Regions from separate parts of the Homo sapiens genome. Here all the other regions are linked to region 2. Evidence: chromatin loops called from intact Hi-C (ENCODE). Cell type or tissue: endothelial cell of umbilical vein. All regions are shown on one strand. Each heading gives the region's core, and the rest is flanking DNA. Links, peaks and the distances in the headings are about the cores only. Region 1 overlaps CCR5AS (CCR5 antisense RNA). Region 2 holds the start of LRRC2-AS1 (LRRC2 antisense RNA 1). Region 3 has its middle 34 kb from the start of CCR3.

What was found. Peaks named below come from ENCODE experiments on the same cell type or tissue, not always from the same donor. Only the 100,000 strongest peaks of a DNase experiment are listed, where the experiment ranks them.
Region 1: it touches region 2 in a loop (2.3-fold over the local background); 10 of 110 quality-filtered maps call a loop at or near these places.
Region 3: a loop joins it to region 2, with 11 times the contacts of the local background. A loop is called at or near these places in 8 of 110 quality-filtered maps.

What each region holds. Positions count from the first base shown.
Region 1 is chr3:46,374,844-46,381,929 of GRCh38, forward strand. The region is part of intron 2 of CCR5AS (CCR5 antisense RNA); the gene reads right to left. It overlaps CCR5 (C-C motif chemokine receptor 5), which reads left to right. Exons shown (of 2, transcript NM_001394783.1): 2 at 1-1,363. Among named protein-coding and RNA genes, the nearest start is that of CCR5, 7.4 kb to the left of the region's middle. RefSeq lists a silencer at 3,663-3,772 and an enhancer at 5,384-5,885. In endothelial cell of umbilical vein, for the core only: a CTCF peak has its summit at 3,714 (motif pointing left); a DNase peak (open chromatin) is centred at 3,698; H3K27me3 peaks cover 127 bases.
Region 2 is chr3:46,554,571-46,561,656 of GRCh38, forward strand. The region is part of intron 1 of LRRC2 (leucine rich repeat containing 2); the gene reads right to left. LRRC2-AS1 (LRRC2 antisense RNA 1) reads left to right here and starts at 2,828. Exons shown (of 3, transcript NR_073385.1): 1 at 2,828-2,861; 2 at 3,104-3,165; 3 at 4,582-5,118. RefSeq lists an enhancer at 2,121-2,722. In endothelial cell of umbilical vein, for the core only: a CTCF peak has its summit at 3,917 (motif pointing left); a DNase peak (open chromatin) is centred at 4,011; H3K4me3 peaks cover 341 bases; H3K27ac peaks cover 931 bases.
Region 3 is chr3:46,272,692-46,279,777 of GRCh38, forward strand. No RefSeq gene overlaps it. Among named protein-coding and RNA genes, the nearest start is that of CCR3, 34 kb to the left of the region's middle. In endothelial cell of umbilical vein, for the core only: a CTCF peak has its summit at 3,996 (motif pointing right); a DNase peak (open chromatin) is centred at 4,040.

The sequences.
Region 1 (7,086 bases), core at 2,440-4,939, 180 kb before region 2:
TCAGGGTGAGGATGGCCTCTGCTAAGCTCAAGGCGTGAGGATGGGAAGGAGGGAGGTATTCGTAAGGATGGGAAGGAGGGAGGTATTCGTGCAGCATATGAGGATGCAGAGTCAGCAGAACTGGGGTGGATTTGGGTTGGAAGTGAGGGTCAGAGAGGAGTCAGAGAGAATCCCTAGTCTTCAAGCAGATTGGAGAAACCCTTGAAAAGACATCAAGCACAGAAGGAGGAGGAGGAGGTTTAGGTCAAGAAGAAGATGGATTGGTGTAAAAGGATGGGTCTGGTTTGCAGAGCTTGAACACAGTCTCACCCAGACTCCAGGCTGTCTTTCACTGAATGCTTCTGACTTCATAGATTTCCTTCCCATCCCAGCTGAAATACTGAGGGGTCTCCAGGAGGAGACTAGATTTATGAATACACGAGGTATGAGGTCTAGGAACATACTTCAGCTCACACATGAGATCTAGGTGAGGATTGATTACCTAGTAGTCATTTCATGGGTTGTTGGGAGGATTCTATGAGGCAACCACAGGCAGCATTTAGCACATACTACACATTCAATAAGCATCAAACTCTTAGTTACTCATTCAGGGATAGCACTGAGCAAAGCATTGAGCAAAGGGGTCCCATAGAGGTGAGGGAAGCCTGAAAAACTAAGATGCTGCCTGCCCAGTGCACACAAGTGTAGGTATCATTTTCTGCATTTAACCGTCAATAGGCAAAGGGGGGAAGGGACATATTCATTTGGAAATAAGCTGCCTTGAGCCTTAAAACCCACAAAAGTACAATTTACCAGCCTCCGTATTTCAGACTGAATGGGGGTGGGGGGGGCGCCTTAGGTACTTATTCCAGATGCCTTCTCCAGACAAACCAGAAGCAACAGAAAAAATCGTCTCTCCCTCCCTTTGAAATGAATATACCCCTTAGTGTTTGGGTATATTCATTTCAAAGGGAGAGAGAGAGGTTTTTTTCTGTTCTGTCTCATATGATTGTGCACATACTTGAGACTGTTTTGAATTTGGGGGATGGCTAAAACCATCATAGTACAGGTAAGGTGAGGGAATAGTAAGTGGTGAGAACTACTCAGGGAATGAAGGTGTCAGAATAATAAGAGGTGCTACTGACTTTCTCAGCCTCTGAATATGAACGGTGAGCATTGTGGCTGTCAGCAGGAAGCAACGAAGGGAAATGTCTTTCCTTTTGCTCTTAAGTTGTGGAGAGTGCAACAGTAGCATAGGACCCTACCCTCTGGGCCAAGTCAAAGACATTCTGACATCTTAGTATTTGCATATTCTTATGTATGTGAAAGTTACAAATTGCTTGAAAGAAAATATGCATCTAATAAAAAACACCTTCTAAAATAATTCATTATATTCTTGCTCTTTCAGTCAAGTGTACATTTAGAGAATAGCACATAAAACTGCCAGAGCATTTTATAAGCAGCTGTTTTCTTCCTTAGTGTGTGTGCATGTGTGTGTGATGTATACAAAGAGAGAGATAATTGTATTTTTGTATTTTCTTTTAAATAATTTTTAAAATTGACCCTTTTCCTGAGACAAATTGCCAGAATAGTTTGTATTTAGAGATGGTACCTCTAAGAGTAAGGTTGCTGGTTGCTGAGCAATTGACTTGAAAACTTTTAAAATTCAAATTTTAATTCCACTACTCAAAAGAATTGCCATGTTTTAAAAAAGAGAATTGGTGCCATAAGTTAGTTGTCTATGTTTGAAAATGAAGAAGATATGCAACGTCATGGCCTGGTCACTTACCCGCAGCCCTGAGTTGTAGGCACATCATATGTGAGAATGAGGATGCTTTTCTTTCATTTAAAATCCCTCCCCAAAACTTGGCTCTAATTGCAGTCATGACAATCATGTACATTTGGATTTATGTGCACGAGTCTCTTACCCTGAGAGAGGACAGGTGCTACAGGTGGAGGGGACCCGTCTGGGTCACGTTCACATTTTGAACATGCTGGTTTTCAGTCACTGCACACTCATCTCCCAGCACAGGTCATGGGCAGCAGATGCAAAAGCTGCCCGTGGTCCTATTTGGAGGTGCATGAAATGAGCAGAAGACAGAACAGCTTGATCTGACTAGAAGGGCAGCTTGTCCCTACCAAGACTTGAAGGATTGCCTTTCATCTGTTAGGGTAAAAGGTAGAATGAACCAAGGAAGGGCAGGAGGGGGCTGGGGTTAGGGTAGAAGGAAGGGGCCATGGAGAAGGGAGATCCATCCCATAGGAGGAAGGCAGTGCGGCAGGGAGGTTTGAAGGTATCAGCTTTTGTGGCTGACATACATGCAGTCATGTCAATTGCTCGTTTTTCCTTTTCCATCTTATTAAATGTCTTCCAACGTTAGCACGAAGAAAAGCTATTTGCAGTGTTGCCAGCCTTTCCAGAGCCCGTCCCCATTACCTCCCCAGGCCCATGCCTTTACTCCTTGGAGTTTCAACTCACGACCTTCAGGATCTGACTTTATTCACCAACTCTGGGGTGAACGTACCTTCTGTCTCCACCCAGAGGTCTCTATCAAAGAGGAGATTGCATGCCATGGATAAAGTCAAAGTAGAGGTGACTGTCCTTAGGAAGAGTAATGTGAAAATTCATAAACTGGGATTCTGTTTACATTTTGTACTCCAGGGGTTCTTAGTTTAAATCGCTCTGAATAAATTAAGATGCAATGGCATTTCAACTGTTATGATTAAATTTACAAATCATTTATTTTCTATCACGGGGAGAGATAGAGCTCCAAATGCAAACATAACTGCTCAAGTGTTAACACTTATAATGAAAACATAAGAATTACCACCAACTACCCTGGGGGCTAGAAGCAGAAATGTGAACCAGAAAACAAATCATGAACTTTCCTTTTTTTTTTTGAGATGGAGTCTCGCTCTGTTGCCCAGGCTGGAGTGCAATGGTGCGATCTCGGCTCACTGCAACCACTGCCTCCCGGGTTCAAGCAATTCTCCTGCCTCAGCCTCCTGAGTAGCTGGGACTACAGGCATGCACCACCACGCCTGGGTAATTTTTTGTATTTTTAGTAGAGACAGGGTTTCACCGTATTAGCCAGGATGCTCTCGATCTCCTGACCTCGTGATCTGCCCGCCTCGGCCTCCCACCGAAGTGCTGGGATTACAGGCATGAGCCACTGTGCCCGGCCAACAAATCATGAACTTTCTAACTGCAGTTCCTTGTAGCTTGTTAACACATCCACTTACTTATTGTCAGAGTACGTGGAGATTTTCCACAACCCTCGGGGATAAGGCTGAACAGAAGAGGCAAAAACGTGAAAACATTTCGATAGCTCCTATACTTTGAAATAAAATTCACTGTAAAAGTTGCTTGTATTTTTCCAAAACAGAGTCAACCCTTAATATTTAAGATTCTGTATACAAATACATATTTTTATATAATTAATATATATTGTCATATGACATATATCTTTATATTAATATGCATGCATATAATATATATTTCCTTCCTAATTTTCTATAAGCAATTTTACAAGACTGACTTCTATTTGCCTCCTTATTGTTACTACGTGGTTTGATAATCCGTTTTGTGTCATTGTGATTCTGTCATGTTTTGGGGACTTATTTTTGTTTCTCTGGGTGGTCACTAGTTTTTTTAAAGCATTCATGGAAGAGTGTGAATCTTTTACAAGCTAGGAAGCCATGGCAAGCCTTGGGTCATACTGCCCCCGCGAGGCCACATTGGCAAACCAGCAAGGGTGTTCAACTTCCAGACTTGGCCATGGAGAAGACACACGAGGAGGCTTTTCACATTCAGCTCTTTAATGTTTGTCTCTGCCGGCACCATCCCAGTTGTGAAAAAGAGGTATTTCCACAGCGGCTCAGGGTAGGTAGTGCACAGCTCACATTCATCATTTCTGAAAACCGAGAGGAGTCTCCATTCGGGGTACAGGTTGATGCCTGTCGTGGAATGAAGGTTCCAACACCCAGACCAATCTCTGCAGTGTGCTGCTCTCATGAGCTTGCAACAAGATCAGAAAATGTTTTGTGACTAAGCATTTTTCATATTGCATAAAATGCTTCAAGCTCCTCCCTTGTTTCTCTCTATAATCCTGTATATCTGATGATTGTGGGTACCAAGTGTTTGAAATAATCAAATGTGATTTGATGTTGGTAAATTTCTTTTTTTTTTTTTTTTTACTTCTATTTTTTTTATTATACTTTAAGTTTTAGGGTACATGTGCACATTGTGCAGGTTAGTTACATATGTATACATGTGCCATGCTGGTGCGCTGCACCCACTAACTCGTCATCTAGCATTAGGTATATCTCCCAATGCTATCCCTCCCCCCTCCCCCCACCCCACCACAGTCCCCAAAGTGTGATATTCCCCTTCCTATGTCCATGTGATCTCATTGTTCAATTCCCACCTATGAGTGAGAATATGCGGTGTTTGGTTTTTTGTTCTTGCGATAGTTTACTGAGAATGATGGTTTCCAATTTCATCCATGTCCCTACAAAGGACATGAACATAGCAAAGACTTGGAACCAACCCAAATGTCCAACAATGATAGACTGGATTAAGAAAATGTGGCACATATACACCATGGTAAATTTCTTTATCATTCGCACTCTCCTTTCTCTATTATTGTTATTGTAACTGAACCGCAGATTAGTCACTCATTGCTTGCAGAATCCAATTAACAAGAGCGAGGTCAGATATAAAGAAAATGATTTATTCCAAACCTCCTTCAGGGAAGAGGTGCAGCCTCCTGCCTCTAAATGCACTGCTTCGCCAGGCGTGGTGGCTCACACCTGTAATCCCAGCACTTTGGGAGACCGAGGAGGGCAGATCACTTAAGGTCAGGAGTTCAAGACCGGCCTGGCCAATATAGTGAAACCCCTGCCTCTACTAAAAATACAAAAAATTAGCCAGACGTGGTGGCGGGTGCTTGTAATCCCAGCTACTCGGGAGGCTGAGGCAGGAGAATCGCTTGAACCTGGGAGGTGGAAGTTGCAGTGAGCTGACATCTAGCCACTGCACTCCAGCCTGGGTGACAGAGTGAGACTCTGTCTCAAAATAAATAAATAAATAAATAAATAAATAAATAAATAAATAGTAAATGCACTGCTTTGCTTTTGGAGCAGAAAGCAGGCACTTTGAAAAGGCAGGGGAGGAAGTGAGCAAGGGCAGGGGGTCTGCACACTGGCATGGTGCCTGATCTATCCAGGCAGTTGAATTGGCACTTTCATAGGCAGAAATAAGTTGAAAAAGTGGCCTAAAACTCTCTAGGTGGGAGTGGATAGTGGGCATGCCTTCAACCTGCCTTTCTGGAGGGTGAGTTCCATGGCAACCCCCTGAAGGGTGAGAGTTCCATGGAGATCATGCTTTGGTCTGTAAATCAGCTGTTAACTCTCTAGAAAGTTCTGTCTTGGAGCATATAGTTAGATGAACTTGCCCTGTAAAGAATGTCTGGTGAAGGGGAAGTAAAAGGTGAGATTTGCATTTCTAAAGGGCTAAGTAGAAAGTGGGGTACAAGAGGAAAGGAGAAAAGAGAAAATAATTTAAAAAATAATTGTAACTTATTCCCTTTTACTTAGAAAAAAGGGAATACTCAGTTACATTATCACCTCGTTTACATCAAACCCTCTTATGGAATCCTATGGTTTGAAAACAAAAAGGTTGTTGAGGACCAGTGAGCCCAACCCCTTTGCTTTATAAATGAAGAGCATTGCCTGCCCTAAGCCCCAGAGACTCTGATGTCGTGGGTCTGGAGTGGGCTCCAACAGCGGCATGTTTTGATGGTGCTTCCCAGTGGCACGCCAGCGATGAGCCTTTGAGTAGGGAAAGTAGGAGCACTCGTGACTCCCTTCACGATCAGCACCTGTGTGCTAATAAATTCACAAAAGCCAACATATTGGAGTCACTCAGGGAGTTTTACAAATAGTGAGGTTAAATCCAACCTCAAATAGTTCTGATTCGATCTGCCTGCATTGCTGCCCTGTGGTTCCCCACTGTAGAAGCTCCCCAGGTGATTCTAAGTGTAGCCAAGTCTGAGAAATACTGCCTAAAGCCTGTTGGACTGACAGCAAGGGCTGTTGTCTGAGCAAGACTTTGCCTGGCCTGGGGTGGCATGTGCACCAGGAAGAGTCTCAACTTTCATAACAGAACATTCCCCAAGCTGGTTTTTTTAAAGCATGTGAATCTAGACTTCATTGGCAATACCAAAGATCTGTATTTGAGGCTCCAAGTATTTCACTTTCATTTTTGGTTTTGGGTTATGTTTTCACCCTTCCTTTCCAAGTGAAAAGTAAACAGAAGTGGGATGTCTGGCGCCCATGCTGAGCTTGGCAACTTCAAATTCAATAGAGAAGAAGTCTCTTGTATAGAAAAGGGCCTGTCTGAGATGTTTCTCAAATAAATATAGATTTTGCTTATGTGGCTAAAGGATTCTTCTCCCCCCATTTCCTTATCCCTGCAGTGAGCCATCCTTCTTAACTCTTTCCATGAAAGCATTATTCCTGAAGAACTGGGAACTCATGCCAGCCCTGATCAGGCAATGATAATTCTGCAGAGAATTAGAATTTAGATTTAAATTGTCAACTCTTATACATCCTGGCATATGGTTTAAACACATGTACACACACACAAACACCTCCTACTATTTACTGAAGAGCAGATATCTGATAACTTAATCTTTTTGGTTTTGAGTCAAGACAATTCCTCCTTTTGAAACTGCATACCGCTGAATATAATAAAATGTAATTAAGATTAAAAATAAGAAACTAATGGGAGAATTTCAATATTGTCTATGTTCACTTTAAAATTCCTCTACTTAGGTTTACTGCCATTACCAAAGACTATTCAAAAATCCTTTTTAGGAGAATCCTAATGGTTTCCTGACATATAATCAAATAAGGACTCTGTTGATTGGCTAACTCAATCTTCCTGTGCCAAAAAGCAGAGCCCAGCAGAGAAGAGGGCAGGGACTTGAAAGTCAGACTGACTCGAGTTCCAGCCTTGGGGCTGTGGGAGCTTGGGCAAGTGACTTAACGTCTCTGGCTCTCAGGATCTAAAAGGATTTCCAGTAGTAATTTGGGGTGTTACTG
Region 2 (7,086 bases), core at 2,628-5,127:
GGCGGAGGTTGCAGTGAGCCGAGATCGTACCAGCGCACTCCAGTCTGGGAGACAGAGCAAGACTCTGTCTTAAAAAAAAAAAAAAAAGAAGAAGAAGAATTGTTTTACCTAAAGGAGATTTTTGACAAAAGTTAAAATGATGCACAAGTTTTTGTGTGTACATTTGTTGTCTTATCCTTGGTAAATATAAAGGAGAATTGTTAGATTATATGATAACTCTATAGTTAACCTTTCTGTGAACTGTCAGACTGTTTTCCAAAGCAGCTACATCATTTTACATTCCCACCAGCAGTGTATGAAGATTCCTGTCTCTCCACATCCTCACCAACACTTGTTATTAACTGTCTTTTTTATTATAGCCATCCTAGTAGGTGTGAAGAGGTATCTTGTTGTTTTGATTTGCATTTTCCTGATGACTAATGATGTTGAGCATATTTTCATATGCTTGTTAGGCATTTATAGATCTTCTTTGGAGAAATGTCTATTCAGATCCTTTCCCCTTTTTTAATTGGGTTAATTGGTCTTTTTATTTATCGTTAAGTTGCAATAGTACTTTATATATTCTAGATACAGGTCCTTTACCAGGTATATAATTTGCAAAAAATTTCTTCCATTTTGTGAGTTGCTTTTCACTTTCTTGATTCCATCATTTTATATTATCCTAACTATATGCTTATAGTTGATGTGAGATTTTGTAGACAGACTATTGCTGGATCATTTATTTAACCAATTCTGACTATCTCTATCTTTTAATTGATGTATGTATGCCATTTATATTTAATACACTTACTTGTATATTTGGATTTAAATCTGTAATTTTATTACTTTTTTTCTATTTGATCCCTCTTTTGTTTTCCTATTTTACACTTTCCTGCCTTCTTTTCTCTGAACATTTTTTAGAATTCCATTTTAGTTTCTCTATTATATATTTTACTATGTCTCTTTGGGTAGTTTTTTTCTCTTGTTTTATGGTTGCCCTAAGAATTATTATACATACTTACTTTTTCATAGTCCACTTAGAAACAGTATGTTACCACTTCAAGTGAGATGTAAAAATCTTACCACCATATAGGTCCTCCTACATTCCCACCTTTATGTTGCAGTTGTCTTATGTATTATGTCAATCAATGTTATATTTTTGGCTTCCAATCATCAAATTTAAAGAACTCCTGAGGAGAAAACTGGTCCATTATATTTATCTTGATATTTATATGTTCCTGTTCCTTCCTTCCTGCTGTTCAAGTTTACATCTGTTATCATTTCCCTTCTATCTAAAAACTTGCCTTAACAATTATTTTAGAGAAAATATACTGACATATTCTGGTTTCCTTCAACTGAGGATGTCTTTTTCTTACCTCCATTCATAAATACTATTTTTGCTGGATATAGAATTTGAAAGCAATCTTTTCTTTTTTATTAATCAGCACCCTTAGAATGTTGTGCCACTTTCTTTTGGCATCCATAGTTTCTGATTAGAAATCTGAAATAATTTGAATCACACTTTCCTATAGGAGATGCATCATTTTTCTCTTGCTACTTTCTTTTTTTTTTTTCTTTCCCCCTTCCAAAGACAAGATCTCACTCTGTCACCCAGGCTGGAGTGCAGTGATGCCATCACAACTCACTGCAGCCTCAACCTCCTAGGCTCAAACAATCCTCCCATCTCAGCCTCTCAAGTAGCTGGAAACACAGGGATGCACCACCATATCTGGCTAATTTTTTTAAAAAAATATTTTTGCAGCGATAAGGTCTCACTATGTTGCCCAGGCTGGTCTCAAACTCCTGGGCACAAGTGATTCTCCCACCTCAACCTCCCAAAATGCTGGGATGACAGGCATGAGCCACCGCACCTGGAAAAATTTTTTCGTCTTTGGGTTTCTTCAGGTTAATTATTATATCTGGGCATGGATTTTGGGTGGGATTATCCTGATTTAGATTTGTTTAGCTTTTTTAATCACTTGGTTTATATCTTTTGACAAATTTGGGGATTTTTCAGTCATTATTTCTTTTTTTTTTTTTTTTTTTTGAGACAGAGTCTCGCTCTGTCGCCCAAGCTGGAGTGCAGCGGCGTGATCTCCAATAACTGCAACCTCAGCCTCCCGGGTTCAAGCAATTCTCCTGCCTCAGCCTCCCGAGTAGCTGGAATTACAGGCACGTGCCACCACGCCCGGCTAATTTTTGTATTTTTAGTAGAGACAGGGTTTCACCATGTTGATCAGGTTGGTCTCGAATTTCTGACCTTGTGATTCACCCGCCTCAGCCTCCCAAAGTGCTAGGATTACAGGCGTGAGCCATCGCGCCCAGCCCCAGCCATTAGTTCTTGAACATTTTTTCTGCATTACACTCTTCCTCCTCTCCTTCTGGAATTCTGATGACACAAATATTAGACTTTTCAGTATTGTTCCATAGATTCTTGAGGGCTTGTTCATTTCAGATAAATCTTCTCTTCTATTTTTTGTTTCAGATTGGTAATGCCCAGTGTCAGGCCTCTGAGCCCAAGCCAAGCCATCGAATCCCCTGTGACTTGCACGTATATGCCAAGATGGCCTGAAGTAACTGAAGAATCACAAAAGAAGTGAAAATGCCCTGCCCCGCCTTAACTGATGACATTCCACCACAAAAGAAGTGTAAATGGCCGGTCCTTGCCTTAAGTGATGACATTACCTTGTGGAAGTCCCTTTTCCTGGCTCATCCTGGCTCAAAAACTCCCCCACTGAGCACCTTGCGACCCCCACTCCTGCCTGCCAGAGAACAAACCCCCTTTGACTGTAATTTTCCTTTACCTACCCAAATCTTATAAAACGGCCTCATCCCTATCTCCCTTCGCTGACTGTTTTCGGACTCAGCCTGCCTACACCCAGGTGATTAAAAGCTTTATTGCTCACACAAAGCCTGTTTGGTGGTCTCTTCACACAGATGCGCATGAAACCCAGTAATCTACTTCAAGTTTCCTAGCTCTTCCCTATGCCATCTCCATTACGTTTGTGAGCCTATCCAGTATTTTATTTCAATTATTGTCTTTTTATTTCTAAAATTTCCAATTAGTTCTTTATATCTTCTGTTTCTTTGTTGATATTTTTCTATCTTTCCATTCATACCCCAGGGCTGAGGGAGCACATCCAAGGAAGGGCCAACTTGGAAGGGGTTCAGCCCATCAGATAGCAGGTAAGTCCTCTGGTTTGGGCAGGCTAGTCTGGAGTTGCTGGGTAACTAATAGGAGAACCCCTCAAGTGCAGGTAGGGATGGCCAATCAGCAACTGGTGGCATGGGCATGTGATGGAAGTCCAGATGGCCTTCAGAGTGTGTGGACCACACAGGCACTTGCAGAAGGCATCGCAGGTTGGCATGTGACCCTCAGGGGCACAGGCAGCTGTGTGCAGGTAATATGCAGGCTTGTGAAGAAAGTCGAAATACAAGCACAGGCAGGAGTTCTTCAGAGCACGTGGGCTGCACAAGGGCTCTGTGTTCTGGCTCAAGAGAGCTGTAGAAAGGTGACTGCAAGGCCAAGGATGCAAAGTCGCAAAGGGACTGTTCTGAGCCCATGCTTGGGGCAGATTCCGATGGATATTCTCACATGCACACTGCTGATCCCCAGCCCACGCCAAAAAAAAGGCAGGAAGCCTCTTCCTACTACCTTGCCCCTCCAGTGCCTTCTACTGAGAAAGCACAGCACTGCGCTCACTTTAAAGGGCCAATATTTAAAGGAATGCCATTGTATAACACAGGGTATATTTATTGAGTGGCGCATTCAAAGCTGAGAAGCAGTAAGTTGATAACTGACACCGTGGGTAACCAATTTGGTTGAGTTCTGACCTCAAATTCCAACCTGCCTTCTGTGGGGTGTGATCCCCATGTCAGGTCTGTTTTCAGTCTTCGTGGTGCTATTCAGCTATGTTCCGTGTGCACCACCCAGTGGCCCGTCTACGGCGTGGCTGAAGGTCTATTCCAGTGTCCAGGTCTAACTTCTTTGGAGTGCTGGTTAGGGTCAGATCCACGCATGCGCAGCTAGGGGAGGAGCCCAGGAACAAACTTACGGAGCTGTTTCCTCCAAATTCCTCCCTCTCTGTGATCTCCCTGGTCCTTTCCTGATCGCTGGGCTCCCTTTTTCGGGCCTCTGGCCAAAAACTTGGTGTTGTAGTTACCCTGCTCTGCCGTGCACTTCCTACAACTGCACCCACAGTCGCGGCCAAGCAGCGAAGATTTAAGAAAGTAAGAAAGCGTGACGGTTTGCTCCACTCTTTTGGGCTATAGCTCCTCCAATCAGAAAAGGAAGGTTCTCTGCATGTCCCACTTTATGTGAAATCTAACAAAGTTGAACTCGTAGAAGTAGAGTGTAGAAAGAGATTGGGGCCGGGGAGGAAGGGAATGGGCAGTTACTGGTCAAAGGGTACAAAGTTTCAGATAGGTAGGAGGAATGTTTTGAAATCTATTGCATAGCAGGGCGACTATAGTCAATAATAAAGTATTGCATATTTCAAAATCACTGAAAGGGTAAATTTCAAATGTCTACCATAAAAATGATAGGTAAAAGAAGTGCATTTAATTTTTCTTTTACCACTTTTCTTACTCTGTTATCTTCAGCTCAGGAGTATCTAACCTGCAAAGATCTTAATTAAGGCTTTGGCTTTCGACTTAAAAGTCTCCATAAAGGAACGCTACGCATCATCCTGAAAATAAAGATCAAAGTCCACAGCCAGTGGTGAAGAAACATTAATAAGAGAATCAGTCAGCCTAGTTTTTTTGAGGAAATCTGTGCACAGATCCCAAGTCTACACATAAACCAAAAAGCCAAAGTAAAGTTAACTGTATTTGAGCAGTGTGGGCAGCCCAGCCAGCCACAGTAACTGAAGCTGGAAGAATTACTCCCTACACACAGGGCTCGTGTTCTCTAGATCAACCAGACACATCACAGACTCTGTTGTTGAGGTTCTTTCATTTCCTCAGGCCAGTTAGCCCTTGGCTAGTAGCCAGAGCTGTACATTAACTGCCCCTACATTTTTAAAATCATTGCTTATGAATTTCTATGTATTAACTTAGAGAAATGTAATTCTAGTTCCCATCTTAGAGGAATGGTCTCTTCTTAATGTCTTTGTGTTCTAAATATTTGATCATGTCAACAAAAAATGGCTTAATCATCTTTGATAAATTCCTGGAATTATGAAATTTAATTACCAAAGGCCCTGACATATTTTTAAGTAGTTATAAGTCATTACTACTCTCAGTATTTTGGTGGGAAAGAGCATATTCTGTCTGTCATCTAACCATGTTCACCATTTTCCCTGTGTTTTTAAAAAGCAGGAAAAGAAGTTCTCTTATACAATTAAGGGGGCGTTGAATGTGCCAGGATGTAAATCAGCATCTTGCGAAGTTTTGTTTGCAACATGTATAATGAAAACTGGAGACTAAGAACAGTAGGTGATGACCACATTTGCTAGAGATTTACATGTGATGTCCAGAGGTGCTGGGAAGCTATGACATACAAGATCCTAAGTGCCAGGTCCAGCCCAGCCCTTGGCATCCCATGTAGGACAGAGATAAGTCCAGACCTCTCTAGACAACTGGACAAATTTTACCTTAACCTAGAAGGTAGTAGTTCATGGGTGGGTTCTGAGACTGAGAAAGTAGTTCAAATGAGAGTCCATGTGTCAGTCCAGGGTAAGGAGGAGACCCTCCATCCAGGGGAGAAACCACACTGGGGAGCCCATAGGACACAGTTGTCAGGGACAGACACAGGTGCCAGTCCCTCAGCAGCTCAGGGGAGAGATCTCCTCACAAATTTACAAAGCTAATCTCTTCTTTGTAAAATAAACTCTAGTCAACACAATCTTTCAGGCAAAGACATAGAATGCAATGTCCTAAGCATTAACTTTCTTTAGGACTATAGAAATGTCATCATCATCATATGCTACCCCAACACAGAAAAGGGAAAAATTAACCTCTACGGGATCCAGTCAAGAGACCCTCAATACAAACAAAGCAATATCCTCTTATAGGAAACTTTACAACGAAGTAGATTCTACAAAGCAGCCTAAGTGTAAAGCTTCAGCCTGGACCCTCGTTGAATTTGACAGCAAAGTGTCATGGTTCCAAGACAGCATCTGATTCCGGTTCCCTGCTGTGGGTCTGGTTTTGTGTGGTTGTAGCAGAATTATGAGAACAAGCCTCCCTCAATTTGGGCTACACTGTCCACAGTCACAGAGCATCTTCCAGAGAAGAAAACACCTGCAATGATGAGACAGAAGGAGAACGGTGGCATCTCTCACTGTAAAGGAAAGAACACTGGGGCCACAAAGTGTCATCAGCCATGTTCCTCTCCAGTCCAAGGACTCCCAGACACTTAGTGTTCCAGCTCCTGAGTGAAAATGTTAACCATCAGCACACTCTCAAAGGTTAGATTAAGGAAAATAATGCCTGGAAAATCTTTTGTTTTAGTACAGGGCTGAGAAAACTTGATGGTAAATAATAGAGGTTTCCCAGGCCAATAAGCAAAATTGAAGATATATGTAGGCGTTTACATAACAAAGGAGAACCCTCTGGCGAGCCTCTCCCTGCTTGCCCCCAGAGAACCATCCGGAGTAGTTAGCATGTTTCATGTCCAGCTGCTGCTTGCCAAAAACATTCTCAGAACAAGAGGGACTAGCCCAAGAGGGAAAGGGCTAGTAGGTATGGTGAAAAAGGGGCAGGGTGGCTGGGTGCAGTGGCTCCCACCTGTAATCACAGCACTTTGGGAGGCTGAGGTGGGTGGATTGCTTAAGCTCAGGAGTTTGAGAGCAGCCTGGGCAACATGGCAAAACCCTGTCTTTACCAAAAATAAAAAATAAAATGAATAAATAAAATAGCTGGGTGGTGGCATGCATCTGTGGTCCCAGCTACTAAGGAGGTTGATGTGAGAGGATCACTTGGGCCTGGGAGGCAGATGTTGCAGTGAGCTGAGATTGCATCAGTGCACTCCAGCCTGGGTCTCAAAAAAACAAAAAGAGAGGGGAGAGGTTGGCAGGGGAAGGGGCCGGGGAGTGAGCCTGCTGCAGTCCATTTCTTTCTCTGCCCCAGTATCACCCAGACAGGTGCCTGTGTGTCCTTCTCTCC
Region 3 (7,086 bases), core at 2,589-5,088, 280 kb before region 2:
CCCTCAGCCAGCTGGGTGAGCTGGGAAAGTGGGGAAGATTTCAGTGTCAAATCAAATGGAGTTTTGATTATTATATGGGGATCAGCTTTTTAATTTTTGAATTGAAATTGTCCTTTTTTGACCTCAAATGATGCTGGGATTTTTTGTACCTAAGCATAATGACGAAAGCCGTGGGACTGCCGGAATTTTCATTCAGGGATTCAAGTATAGAAGAACTTCAGCCTCTAATTCAGTTTAAAGAGATAGTGAGGAACAAAAGTAAAGTTTACATCCCATGAATTCTGCCAGTTCAGCATACTGCTGGCAAATCCAGGCCCCCAAGTTTCAGCTCTCTGAGATCCACATAGGCTCACATGAATTGACAGGACTGAACTGTAGGTCTTCAATGAACAAAGAGACATGAAAAACCCTTCAAAAAAATCAATGAATCCAGGCGCCGGTTTTTTGAAAAGATCAACAGAATAGACCGCTAGCCATGCTAATAAAGAAAAAAAGAGAGAAGAATCAAATAGACACAATAAAAAATGATAAAGGGGAGACCACCACTGATCCCACAGAAATACAAACTACCATCAGAGAATACTACAAACACCTCTACATAAATAAACTAGAAAATCTAGAAGAAATTGATAAATTCCTAGGCTCATACACCCTCCCAACACTGAACCAGGAAGAAGTCGAATCCCTGAATAGACCAATAACAAGTTCTGAAATTGAGGAAGTAATTAATAGCCTACCAACCAAAAAAAGCCCAGGACCAGACGGATTCACAGTCGAATTCTATCAGAGGTACAAAGAGGAGCTTGTACCATTCCTTCTGGAACTATTCCCATCAATAGAAAAAGAGGGAATTCTCCCTAACTCATTTTATGAGGCCCGCATCATTCTGATACCAAAACCTGGCAGAGACACAACAAAAAAAGAAAATTTCAGGCAATATCTCCGACGAATATCAATGCAAAAATCCTCAATAAAATACTGGCAAACCAAATCCAGCAGCACATCAAAAAGCTTATCCATCATGATCAAGTCGGCTTCATCCCTGGGATGCAAGGCTGGTTCAACATACACAAATCAATAAACGTAATCCATGACATAAACAGAACCAATGACAAAAATCACATGATTATCTCAATAGATGCAGAAAAGGCCTTCAATAAAATTCAACACCCCTTCATGCTAAAAACTCTCAATAAACTGGGTATTGATGGAATGTCTCAAAATAATAAGAGCTATTTATGGCAAACCCACAGCCAATATCATACTGAACAGGCAAAAGCTGGAAGCATTCCCTTTGAAAACTGGCACAAGACAAGGATGCCCTCTCTCACCACTCCTATTCAACATAGTATTGGAAGTTCTGGCCAGGACAATCAGGCAAGAGAAAGAAATAAAGGGTATTCAATTCGGAAATGAGGAAGTCAAATTGTCTCTGTTTGCAGATGACATAATTGTCTATTTAGAAAACCCCATCATCTCAGCCCAAAATCTCCTTAAGCTGATAAGCAATCTCAGCAAAGTCTTAGGATACAAAATCAATGTGCAAAAATCACAAGCGTTCTTATACACCAATAATAGACAAACAGAGAGCCAAATCATAAGTGAACTCCCATTCACAATTGCTGCAAAGAGAATAAAATAACTAGGAATACAATTTACAAGGGATGTGAAGGATCTCTTCAAAGAGAACTACAAACCACTGTTCAAGGAAATGAGAGAGGACAAAAACAAATGGAAAAACATTCCATGCTCATGGATAGGAAGAATCAATATTGTGAAAACGGCCATATTGCCCAAAGTAATTTATAGATTCAATGCTATCTCCACCAAGCTACCACTGACTTTCTTCACAGAGTTAGAAAAACCTACTTTAAATTTCATATGGAACCACAAAAGAGCCTCTAAAGCCAAGACAATCCTAAGCAAAAAGAACAAAGCTGGAAGCAACACGCCACCTGCATTCAAACTACACTACAAGTCTACAGTAACCAAAACAGCATGGTACTGGTACCAAAACAGATATATAGACCAATGGAACAGAATAGAGGCCTCAGAAGTAACGCCACACATCTATAACCATCTGATCTTTGACAAACCTGACAAAAACAAACAATGGGGAAAGGATTCCCTATTTAATAAATGGTGTTGGGAAAACTGGCTAGCCGTATGCAGAAAACTAAAACTGGACCCCTTCCTTACACCTTATACAAAAATTAACTCAAGATAGATTAAAGACATAAATATAAGAGCTAAAACCATAAAATCCCTGGAAGAAAACCTAGGCAATACCATTCAGGACATAGGCATGGGCAAAGACTTCATGACTAAAACACCAAAAGCAATGGCAACAAAAGCCAAAATAGACAAATCGGATCTAATTAAACTAAAGAGCTTCTGCACAGCAAAAGAAACTATCATTAGAGTGAACAGACAACCTACAGAATGGGAGAAAAATTTCACAATCTATCCACCTGAGAAAGGGCTAATATCCAGAATCTACAAGGAACTTTAATAATTTACAAGAAAAAAACAACCCCATCAAAAAGTAGGAGAAGGATATGAACAGACACTTCTCAAAAGAAGAAATTTATGCTGCCAACAAACATATGAAGAAAAGCTCATCATCACTGGTCATTAGAGAAATGCAAATCAAAACCACAATAAGACACCATCTCATGCCAGTTAGAATGGTGATCATTAAAAAGTCAGGAAACAACACAGGCTGGAGAGGATGTGGAGAAATAGGAATGCTTTTATGCTGTTGGTAGGAGTGTAAATTAGTTCAACCATTGTGGAAGACAGTGTGGCGATTCCTCAAGGATCTAGAACCAGAAATACCATTTAACCCAGCAATCCCATTACTGGGTATATACCCAAAAGATTATGAATCATTCTACTATAAAGATATATGCACACGTATGTTTATTGCAACACTGTTCACAATAGCAAAGACTTGGAATCAACCCAAATGCCCATCAATGATAGACTGGATAAAGAAAATGTGGCACATATACACCATGGAATGCTACGCAGTCATAAAAACGGATGAGTTCATGTCCTTTGCAGGGACATGGATGAAGCTGGAAACCATCATTCTCAGCAAACTAACACAAGAACAGAAAACCAAACACTGCATGTTCTCACTGATAAATGGGAGTTGAACAATGAGAACACATGGACACAGGGAGGGGAACATCACACACTGGGGCCTGTCCGGGGTGGAGGGGCTAGGGGAGGGATAGCGTCAGGAGAAATATTTAATGTAGATTACGGGTTGATGGGTGCAGCAAACCACCATGGCACGTGTATACCTATGTAACAAACCTGCACGTTCTGCACATGTATCGCAGAACTTAAAGTATAATTTTAAAAAAAGGCTTTGATATTAAAGATACATAGGCCAGGCATGGTGGCTCATGCCTGTAATCCCAACACTTTGGGAGGCTGAGACCAGCCTGGGCAACATGGCAAGACCTAGGTCTCTACGAAAAATAAACAAAAATTAGCTGGGTGTGGGGGTGCATGGCTGTAGTCCCAGCTACTAAGGAGACTGAGACAAGGGGATCACTTGAGACTAGGAGTGCAGTGAGCTGAGATCCCACCACTGCACTCCATCCTGGGTGATAGAGCAAAACCCTGTCTCAAAAAAAAAAGATACATATAGATATAGATTTAGATATGGACATAAATAAGGATATGGATATGGGCTTGAATAAGAAAATACCTAATGATGTCTTTAAAATCCTGTATACTTGAATTTTGCCTACTTCAAGGTTAACCTCTCCTAGCTAAGCAAGAACTAGTCCACTGGGCGCTGCCCAATGCCCACGAGAAGAGCCGCCCCTTGAAGTCAAGACTTTCTTTCACTGAGGAAGGCCTCTCAATTTTTTTCAGACAGGACAACCTTCTCCCTGGCTCAGTTCCAGGTCCTGGTCAGATGAGCCCCACCTCAGATGAGTCCTTCACTTGCTGGCATCAGCGTCCCAGACAGTTGCAGTGGGGGAACCTGAACACCAGGGGGTGTTGGCCGGTGGCAGAGAGGAGCTAGCTCTGCACAGTTCTTCAGTCAGTAGAGGGTGTGCCCGAGGGCTAGGAGGGAGGTGAGGTTTGATAATACAACAAGAAACTCAGGAATGCCTAAATCTGATATTGTCCAACTGTGTTGCAAAACGTGGGGGATGCCATCTGTATCCCCAGGAATTGTGCAAGGCCGTGACTGCAGGAAGAAAGCAACAGAAGATAGGAAACAGGGTACACCTTGTTATCTGGGCGAATTCCTAGCTCCTTTGGATGGAGGGCTTTGGTAAAGCTGTGTGTGGCTCAAGATCTACATATTCCCCTACATCCCATTAAACCAAAATTCAAATTATATTCCAGAAGACCATGGCCAATCCCACAGCAATGGGCATGCTAAAAACACGTGTGAATATAAGAGGACAAAGAAAAGCAAGAGAGCAGCACCTGCCCCTGTGAGCCACAGCCTGGTTCAACCCACCACTGCCTGGAAGGGAAAGCAGTAGACTTGCTAGTGCTTGTGTGGGACCTTTTAACACTCAGAGACCCCAACCGCTCGTAAATGTGGCCCAGTCCATGTTCTGAAATCTGACGATCAGAACAGCAACTCCTCTGACCTGGGACAAGTGAGGATGGATGGAGAGGCCGACATCTTCCTCATCCTATGTTGTTCAATCCAGATGCTGTTCAAACCCCAATTGATCTCATGTATGGCACACCTTCTCCCACCCTTTTCCCCTTCAGACCTTGGGCTGGTAATAAATCCCTGCTGTTACTCATCTCATGGGATGGTATTCTCACTTTATGCTGCTAGTCCCTTTGTAAATAGCCCCTTTATTAAAGTGTCCTCAAATTGCCCTGTTTGAGTGTCAGTTGTTTGCTGCTGGGACTCTGAGTGACACAAGGTGACCACATACAGCACAGGAAAAGAAACTGGTCATTAAAAAATTTGTGGTAAATGTCAAGTGAGTGTTCAGGGAAGACTTCTTATAGGAGGAGAGGCCAGACTGGGTCTTAAAAGACAGGAAGTGACACCCCTGAGGAGAGTCGTGGGAGGGGGATAAGCAAAGGCAGAGTTGGGAACGAACAAAGAATGTTTAGAAGAGAGAAATTGGGCAGGTGGGAGAGAGTTCTGGAAGCAAGGGCACTTTGATGCCAGAACTAAGAAACTTAAATGCCAAGACTTTGAAACCTATCAGCAGCAGGGAGTGATGCTGCTATAGACACAGGCTGGGGAGTTTGCCTGGCTCGCAATGATCCCCACAGTGGCCACCCCCAGGTTCCTCCCACAGCCTCTTCATTTATTTGATCCAAGGGGGAATTGATGGTAGCCTGACCTAAGCTAGGCCAATTGGATTTGAAAACTCAAATGAAGACATACAGAGATGGTTGAGACTGATTGATTCTATGTCTAAAGAAAGGCTACATGGGGCTGGGCACAGTGGCACATGACTGTAATCCCAGCACTTTGGGATGCCAAGGCAGGCAGATCACCTGAGGTCAGGAGTTTGAGACCAGCCTGACCAACATGGATAAACCCCATCTCTACTACTGGTGTGGTGGTGCATGCCTGTAATCACAGCTACTCAGGAGGCTGAGGCAGGAGAATCGCTTGAACCTGGGAGGCGGAGGTTGCGGTAAGCCAAGATCTCACCATTGCACTCCAGCCTGGGCAACAAGAGCGAAACTCTGTCTCAAAAAAAAAAGAAAAAAGAAAGGCTACCTGGGCTGGATGTGGTGGCTCACATCTGTAATTGCAGCACTTTGGGAGGCTGAGGCGGGTGGATCACCTGAGGTCAGCAGTTGAGACCAGCCTGACCAACATGGTGAAACTCTGTCTGTACTAAAAAATACAAAAATTAGCCTGGCATGGTGGTGGGTACCTGTAATCCTAGCTACTCGGAAGGCTGAGGCAGGAAAATTGCTTGAACCCAGGAGGCGGAGGTTGCAGTGAGCCAAGATGGTGCCATTGCACTCCAGCCTGGGGACTGAGCAAGTCTCCGTCTCAAAAAAAAAAAAGGAAAGGCTACATGGACTTTTAGGGCTGAGGCTTCTGTCCTCTCTGAGTGGCCCTTGTCCTCTCTGAGGGCTAAAGGTCCTTCTTTCTTCCATTCTGTGAGCCATCCAAACCCTGTCCATACAGTCATTCTTGGCTGAAGCTGGGGTTGTTTATAAATCAAAAAGGTTAACTGATATGGAAATGTGTGCTAGAAAGCAGGTTGCAGACATCAGCCTTCCAGGGAGATGATGAGTGTTTGAATTAGTTAGCAGGAAGTAAGACTCCCTTCCAACTCCAAGATGGGAAAATGGCACCCATGTGATAGAATGGCTAAACAACTAGTCAAGTTATCACCTCAGACCATGTGCCTATTGAGAATGAAGCCTGGTGGGATGAGGGTGGGGGTTGGCAGGAAGGTGCTGCTATCCACCAATCTAAAGAGGATGAAGAAGGCCAGAACTAGAGGGTAGGATGGCTGCTTCTGAAGGCACTGAGAAACTTAAAGCAAGACCATTCAAATGCTGAAACTTTCATTCTCAAGTTAGAGTGAAACTTAAAGCCTTTCTGTGACCACGTTGAAAAAAAAAAGTCTCTTATTACTTGCAGCTGCCAGGTTAAGACTGGTGGAAATTAATTCAGAGCATGAAGTGTCTTAATTATAGTAGGAGTTGTATTTGCAAATTTGCTAAAAAGCCTGTATGAATGTTAAGGCATTGGTAAGATAGACTGAGGATCAGTGGGAATGGGGATATCTGGGAGGATGCACAGGACCTGGGAAACCCTGTTCCTCCATCCCCTCTGGCACACTGTCATTTCTACTTTTCCTTCTAAGGAAGCTGTTTTCCCTTAGCATGAGAAAGGTAACAGTTCGCTCTTCATTGTTGCTCACCTAATAAACAGGATTTGAATTCAACCTGGCCCAGAGGGTAAAATGCAGAATCAAGGTATGGGAAAAAATTCCGTAAAGAATTATAGAAAGTGGTCAATGAACATTATTGAAAAACTGAGTTTGGCTTTTAAGAGTGCTTAATAAAAAATTGCAGAATAGAAATTTGGATTGGGCTGAATTAATT